Linked DNA regions of Homo sapiens: region 2 is linked to region 1. The links are chromatin loops, found by intact Hi-C in ENCODE. Cell type or tissue: Calu3. All regions are shown on one strand. Each heading gives the region's core, and the rest is flanking DNA. Links, peaks and the distances in the headings are about the cores only.

What was found. A loop is a pair of places that touch in the nucleus more often than their neighbours do. Peaks named below come from ENCODE experiments on the same cell type or tissue, not always from the same donor. Only the 100,000 strongest peaks of a DNase experiment are listed, where the experiment ranks them.
Region 2: a loop joins it to region 1, with 14 times the contacts of the local background. A loop is called at or near these places in 21 of 110 quality-filtered maps.

What each region holds. Positions count from the first base shown.
Region 1 is chr3:34,681,497-34,685,604 of GRCh38, reverse strand. No RefSeq gene overlaps it. Among named protein-coding and RNA genes, the nearest start is that of LINC01811, 520 kb to the right of the region's middle. In Calu3, for the core only: no CTCF peak of the experiment used is centred there; a DNase peak (open chromatin) is centred at 1,564.
Region 2 is chr3:33,978,539-33,982,646 of GRCh38, reverse strand. No RefSeq gene overlaps it. Among named protein-coding and RNA genes, the nearest start is that of LINC01811, 180 kb to the left of the region's middle. In Calu3, for the core only: a CTCF peak has its summit at 2,151 (motif pointing left); a DNase peak (open chromatin) is centred at 2,156.

The DNA of each region.
Region 1 (4,108 bases), core at 436-2,935:
ACTGCAGGATCAGCCGTGTCGGGTGGTCTGGGTTTTGTTGACTGGTCCACTGGTCCTGGGAGGTGGCTACTGCTGGTTTCAGCCAGCTATGATGAACCCAAGGTGTGATACCTGAAACTTTAACAGCAGTGGGGGTAGACAAGATCACAATATGGGGACCATCTCATAAAGGCCTTAAAGTGGATGGGTTCCATCATTTGATCTAGACAGAGTCTCCAGGTTGGAAGTGATGTACTGCATCTGTGAGGCTAACAGGTATCCTTTCTCTTACCCACCCTTGTATTTCCTGCACGGCCTCACCTAAGGCTTGCATTTGCCTTCTTAAGGTTAATCCCCCAATTTCTTTTAAATCTCCTTTTATCTGAGTTATGATAGGGGGTGGTCGGCTGAACAATCTCATAGAGTGAATACCCAGTTAATTTAGTAGGGGTGCACCTGATTCGGAGAAGGACCATGGGCAGCACCTGATCCCACCTTAGATGAGTTTCTTGGCAAAACTTCTTTAACAGCTGTTTGAGTGTCTGGTTCATTCTTTCAACTTTTGAGAACTCTGTGGGCGATAGATAAGCTGTTGGCAGTTTCCATTTGATTTTTAACATCTGCGTTAGCTGTTGTACTATTTTTGCCACAAATGCTGGGCCATTGTCTGGTCCTAAAGTTAGAGGCAGTCAAAATCTAGGAATAATGTCCTTTAATAAGATTCTGGTTACTTCCCGAACTTTCTCTGTCCTGGTGCGAAATGCCTCGGCCCACCCTGAGAAAGTGCAGACAAACATTAGAATGTACCGGTAACCTCTGGCTCGAGGCAGCTAGGTAAAGTCCACAAGCAGGTTTTCACAGGGTGTAGCTCCAGTTTCTTGAATCCCTGGGGGCCATGTTGGCCCCTGCTGTGGATTGTTTTGGGCACAAGTTAAACATTGCTCACAAAGAGCTCGAGTGATGGCAGTTAGGCACGGCACATAGAAATGCCATCCTACACGAGTCTCTAATGCGGTTTTTCCCATATGCGTTTCTTGATGAAATTGCTTTATGAACTGGGGAGCTATTGTTTCTGGGATGGCAAGTCTCCCATCTGAGAACTTCCACAAACTTCCTTTCTGGTAACTTCTGCTCTCCTGCTCAAACCAAGCCTTTTCATTAGAGGAGTAGTTAGGGGGTTCTGTAAGGGGAAGCTCCAGTAAGGGCGTGGTAAGGGTTTCCTCTTCCTTCTTAGTTACGTCTGTCATTGCAGCTCTTTTGGCTTCTCTGTCCACCTTTCTTTTTCCTCTAGCCTCATCACCTCCTCCTGTTCGATGCCGTTTGCAATGGATGACTGCTACTTCTTTTGGAGCCCATACAGCTTCTAAGAGCTGCTCTATTTCCTTTTTATTTTTGACTTCCTTTCCTTCAGTTGTTAATAATCCTCTTTCCTTAGATATGGCTTCATGGGCATGCAGAGTGGCAAAAGCATACCTTGAGTCAGTATAGATGTATACCGACTTTCCTTTGGCCAAGAGCAATGTTTTATTGAGAGCTATTAGCTCAGCTCTTTGGGCCAAAGTTCCAACCGGCAGAGGGCAGGCTTTGGCTACTGAATTCAGTGTTACCACTGCATATCCAGCCAGTCTTCCTTCAGATACGAAGCTGCTTCCATCAGTAAAGTATTCAACATCTGGGTCCTTTAAGGGCTGGTTCTTTAAGTCTTTTCAGCTTCATCCACTGTTTCCACAAAACAGTGATACCCTGGGCCACACAACGGGACTTTCCATGCTCCACCCATTCTATTGGCAGCAGTGTGGCTGGATTTAGAGCATTCACAGTCTCCAAGGTTATATACAGGTTTTCACACAAAAACCCTTGATATCTTAACATCCTAGTGTTAGAAAGCCAGCCATGACCCTTCTGCTCCATCAGGGTGACGACTGCATGGGGCATCCAAATTATTAAACTTTGTTTAAATGTGAGCTTGTTAGCATCTTCCACTAACAGGACAGTGGCTGCCAATGCCTTGAAACAGGGTGGCCATCCCATAGCCACCAAGTCCAGTCGCTTGGACAAATATGCCATGGGCCGATACCATGACCCTAGTGTTTGTACTAAGACTCCTGTAACTATTCCTTTTCTTTCATGGACATATAGGTAAAAAGGCTTTATCATGTCTGGCAGTCCTAATGCTGGGATCTGGATCAAAACCTTCTTGATTTCTTTGAAGGCCATGTCCTGTTCTTTCCTCCACAGGAGGGGTTCCTTTTCCCCCACTTTGGTAGCCTCATACAATGTTTTTGCCAAGAGCGAGTAATTTGGAATCCAAATGCAACAGAAACCAGCTGCCCCTATAAACTCCCACACTTGTTGTCTAGTGTCAGGTCAAGGAATGCCGCACACAGTCCCTTTTTGCTCAAGTCCAAGCTCATACTGCCCTTGAGAGATGTTAAAGCCAAGATACCTTGCTCTTTGGCCACAGATTTGTGCCTTTTCCTTAGATACCTTATAGCCAGCCTTCCACAGAACACGAAGGAGGCTTTCTGTGCCTTGAAAGCACTCTTCTTTTGTGGGTGCAGCCAACAATAAATCATCCATGTACTGAAAGAGGACACAGCGGTCACTTGGTGGCACGAAAGCCTTCAGGTCTGAGGCTAGTGCTTCCTCAAAAAAATGGTTGGGGAGCATTTAAATCCTTGGGAGGCCTGGTCCAAGTATACTGTGATGAGCTCCACTCAAAGGCAAAGATGCCCTGGCTTTCAAGAGCTAGTCAAATGCAGAATAATGCATCCTTTATGTATAAGCACATAAACCCAGCAGCATCAGCAGGAATTTGCCCAAGCATTGTATATGGGTTGGGCACAATGGCATATAATGTAGCTGCAACCTTATTTACTGCCTGCAAATCCTGTAGTGGCCGGTAATCCCCAGAGGGCTTTAACACCAGTAGCAATGGAGTGTTCCAAGAAGAGGCACATCTTTCTATTATCCAAATTTAAGGAGCCAGTCTATATGCTTTATAATCCCATGGGTGGCTTCTACTGGCATGTGATACTGACAGATTCACACTGGGTAATTGCCCCGCAGCAGTTCCACCACTACGGACGCCTGATTTATGGCTAGCCCCAGGGGATTGTCTTCTGCCCAGACCCCTGGCAGCTTGAGAAATAATTCCTCATATATTGCCTCATTTCCCCACTGTCAAAATGCATCTTTACAAATTTTGCGTCTCTCATAGAGTCTCCATTCCTCTCTTGTTGGGACAGTAAGGGTCATTATCATGGCTTTTCTTTGACCTAGGTTTAGAGTCATGTCCCCTTCTGGTGTAAAGATTTGTCCTTACAATTTCTGGAGCAAGTCTTTTCCTAACGAGGGCACTGGACAATTTTGCAAATATAAAAATTCATGTTGGACTTCTTGTCCTCCAATGACACACCTTCTGGATTGACAGAAAGGCCTTTTCTCTGATAGTCTGGTTGCCCCAACTATAGTAGCATAGTTTTTAAAAAGCAGCCCAATGGGCCATGTCACCACCGAGTGTTCAGCACCTGTATCTACCATAAAGTCCATCTGTTGGCCTCCCACTTTCATGGAGACCAGGGGTTCCTGGAGGCCTAGAGAGATGGATCCCAGTCTGTCTCAGTCCTTATATTCCTCAACTCCTGCTAAGCCAACCAGATCAGCGTCTGGCTTTAGAACAATGGCTAGAGGCTGCAGTCCTTGGCTGGGCATCAGGTCCCTGGCTGCTGCTTTCTTCCTTTTCTCTTTCTGGACATTTATCCTTCCAATGCCCTTTCTGTTTGCATCTCATACATTCATCCCTCTCAAGCCTAGGCCAGCCTTCAAACCCTGGCCTAGCTTGTCCTCTCCCGTGACCACATCCATGACCATGTCCACGTCCTCTCACAAAACCAGTCTCTCTTTCAACCAGAGCAGCAGCCAACAAATCAGCCTTTCCCTTGGCTTATGCACTTTGCCCCTTTCTTGATTTCCTCCTCTTGATTAACAAACACCTTAGTAGCTACTTGAATGAGCTGGATAATATTCATACCCTCAAAACCTTCCAACTTCTGAAGCTTCCATCTAATGTCACCTTGTGCCTGGCCCACAAATGCCACATTAACCATGCATTGATTCCCTACAGCCT
Region 2 (4,108 bases), core at 1,038-3,537, 700 kb after region 1:
AGAAAACAACTGACCCACACTATGACCCATCATTTAAAAATTGCAGGACTTGGGAAGTAAAGAGAAGAAGTTATACATTCCTGAGCAGGAAAAAAATGCTTCCTGTATACAAAGCATCAAGGATCCAAATAACATTGAACTTCTCAAAAGCACTACCAGACGCTGGAAATCAATGTGCAATGTCATCAGAATTGTGAGGGGAAATAATTTCCAATCAAGAATTTTATATCCAAAGTTATAATTAAGTGTGAAGATAAGGACATTTTCTGTCATATAACACTCTCAGTAAAATATCTATCGTTTCTCAGTAGGATGTGTTCCGCAAAAACAAAAGAGTAGGCCAAGAAAGAGGAAGGCAAGAAAACCCAGAAATGAAAGACATTCTCAGGGTGATAGTGAAGAGAGATCCCAAGACACAACTGTGCAACAATCCTGGAGAACAATGAGCTCAGTGTGGAGCAGGTCAGAAGATATTTCTATGTATATTTCTATATGTATTACATACATATATTACTATGTATGTAAACAGATGTATGGAAAGTAGAATAGAAAGATATATACAAAAAATACACAAAATGGAAGCATATGGGAGGTAGGAAAATTAGATTGAAAATTGGGGATAAAGAGGAAAAATACATTTAAAAATTAAAAAGGGCAGCCATTAGACCAACAATGACATGGTGTCATAAACTGAGAATAATCAACTCAATTTTCTGCACATGAGATACAAACAACCAAATCAACAAAGGCACACATATCTACCTCATAAACTCATCTCTTCCAGTACCACTCTCTCTCACTTACTACTCCCCAGACATGCAGGCCAACTTTCTATTCCTTGAATTCCATGTTCATTACCACCCCCAAAGCCTTTGGACTTCCCATTTCTTCCTGAATTTTTCCTCCCATTGCTGTTTGCATGGTCAACACCTTTTCATCTCTCAAGTCTCAACTCAACATTTTACCACCTCAGAAAAGATTTTCCTTGCCCCGCTATGCAAATTCATCCCTCCAACCCTCTTGTTCCCTATCCACAAGAGCCTGCTTATTCCTTTAATAGCAACTATCAAAATGAAATTTTCATATATTTATTTGCATATTGTTTGCACTTCTCCACTCTAATAATGTAAACTCTATGAGAGCAGAAATCATATCTATTCCATTGCTCCTGTAGCCCTTGGATCTAGAACAGTGCCTGGTACGTTTTCAGTGTTCCATCATTTATTTGGTAATTTAACTGGTCATTGAAAATCAGGCCAGAAACAAAGAGGTCATGGTGTTGAAGTCATCAGTGTGGATGCTAAAAACACTGAGAATGATGGCAGTGTTTAGGAAGTGTTTAGAAGAATAAGAAAGTAACCAAGTACTGAATTCTCCTGTGAATAAGGGGGAGAGATGAGGCAGTCAGTGGACCATACACGAAAGAGTAGAAAAGAATAGCATTACCAGATGTTATAAGCTTGAAAGGGGCAGATTTTGTGGGCTGTAAGGTAAATGCCTGTTTCAAAGCATCAGTGGGGAGCAAAGAGGACACTTATTTCACCTCCTGGCTCTTAGGTAGGTACTGTGTTGGAGACGAAACAGCCTCCATTTGAGACAACCAAGGGAATACCAAGTTCCAATTGGAGAAAGGAAACAGAAAAATTCAGAGACGAGGTTAGAGATGAGTTTCCTGGTGACACTTCACTTTCGGAGGGCATAATGGAAGGTGTGGGTTAGATTAGAACAGCAGTTCCCAATCAGGGGCAATATTGCCCCCCAAATTTGGAAAGGCCTGGAAACATTTTGGTTGTCATAGCTGAGGGCATATTACCAGCACCCAGTGAGTGGAAGTCAGGGATGCTACTAAACATGCACAGGACAGCCTCCCATAACAAAGAGTTAACCAGCCCAAAATGCCAATAGTGCTGGAAACCTTGGGTTAAGAAATCCCGGAATAAGGGAGGAATAGAACCACAGAGTATAAAAGTACAGTTGAGGATAGAATGCCAGAGAGACTCAGGCACTTGACAGTCACTGAGGCAAACTCAGCTGGATGGCATGTTGAGATTAGTTCTAACAGATTCTAACAGGGACTAATAGAATGGGAATAGGAAATCACACCTGTTGAACTCTGGAATTTAACATATAATGGAATGGTAGCTCCATCTAGCGTAAGGGAGATGCTGGGCAGCAGCTCCACAAGACCAGTCCAGTATAACGGAATGCATGGTTGGCATCTCATGGATGTTTGGCTTGGCCAAGATCCCAGGATGCTCCAGGTCTGCAAGCTTGAGTCTCATCTTCTGGGGTATGAGACATCCTTGGAAAACATTAACTTTTAGAGTGCATTGGGCCGTCTTATGTGCCACATTGTTCACTGTTATTTTCTTCAATTACTTCTCTTAACAAAAACGACAAGACAGGAAGGTCTGGGTAAGCTCCATTTTAATGTGACTTTTCTTCAAGGTGCCTATCAGTTAATCAGGAGAAGGATAAGGAAACGTGAAACAAGAGAGACAATATTTATGAAACTCGTATATACAAGGTATTGTTCCAGGTACATAATAGCAAACCCCTGTAAAGGAGGGGTTTGGAAACCCATTGTAGAGATGAGCAACCTGAGGCTGCAGAAATCGTGAGTTTTGTAGAACTCACAACTAGCATAAATTTAAAGTCAAAATTATAACCCAGGCCATTGTAACTTTAAAGCCTTTGGGATTTCTACCCTGATATCCAGCTCTAAGAATCATACTTCACATGTACAGACAAACTAAATAGTGGATGGATGGATGGATGAATGGATGGATAGATAAACACACAGTTGATGCACAAAGCATCTATATGGCTCATTCACATTTTCCCCCCTACCTTGTCCCCTGATTATGGTTTTTTGTTTACTCTGCTTTGTTTTGGCTCAGTTTCTTGAAAATATGATCAACTTTTGATTACCCATGATAAAAAAAAGGGACAGATAATAGAAATAATTGAAAATAGAAGACAATCCAGAAGTAATTTCTATTTAGTCTGGGGAATTTGTTCATGCCCTTTTAAACAGAAGATTTACAAGACTAATTATATTTTACCTTGGCATATATTAAAATTCTTTTTCATTTCTTAAACACATACCAACTGGTGGTGGGTGAGGTAAAGCTAGGCACAAGTTGGATGGCAGGAAAAGGCAAGCTGGGACATAATACTTCAGAGCAGAATAATCACAGGATTTATTACCTTCAAGTGAGTAATGAAAAGTTTATTTATAATCCCAAAAAGAGTTATTTAAATTTAATAAGAAATAATAAGAGATATTTTTCAGAATCTCTTTAGAAAGATTTTGACTCACCTGGTTCCTTAACAGTAAATCCCATGCAATCTTTGAGTGAGCACATGGGATTCTGAAAGAAATCAAGTTGGCTTAAGTTGTTTCCATGGGTTCTCCGCTCATCCTGGCTCAAGCCAACCCCCTAGTGACTCTACTCCCTCCCCCCAAAAAAATGTAAGTCAAAATCCTACAGCTTTTCTACCAGATAGGCCAGCAGATGCAGTAAGATCCTGGGAGGTAAAGGCTTGAAGAGTTTTCTCTTTGTGGACAAACTCTCTGGTGGCTCTGCAGGGGCCCTCAGGGACACTTAAGCAATACTGTAAATGAGGTGCAATTGTGGAACTGAGATGCTGAAAAACAGACAATTTCACCATCAAGTGCTGAAGAATTATGGTTCCCTGGGAAAGCAGCAAGGCTTATCCTCTAGAGAAGGGCAGAAGAGGATCATCTGGATTCTGAGGCTCTTGTGAAGTCCAGTGGGAAGCATGGTAATTGCTCTATTGCCCACACTGCCCCAGGGAACTTTTACCATTCCTTTCCCAGCACCTCTGCTCAGGACACTGAAATTTCCACATCATATCATCACAGCTAGGCCAAGCATCCATGACTTTCCATCAGAACCAGGGAGTGAGGAAAGGAGCTAGTCCCATATGGAGTCTGCTTAGGCCCAGGCACAGTGTTTGGATGCTTGACTTCACACTTACATTCCCGGGTGGTACCTGCCCAGCCCAAGAGCCTGACCATAGTGAAGATTTGCTGAGCATCTCTTATAATTCTGGGTTTTGGCTTTGCAGAGTTAATTTCTTC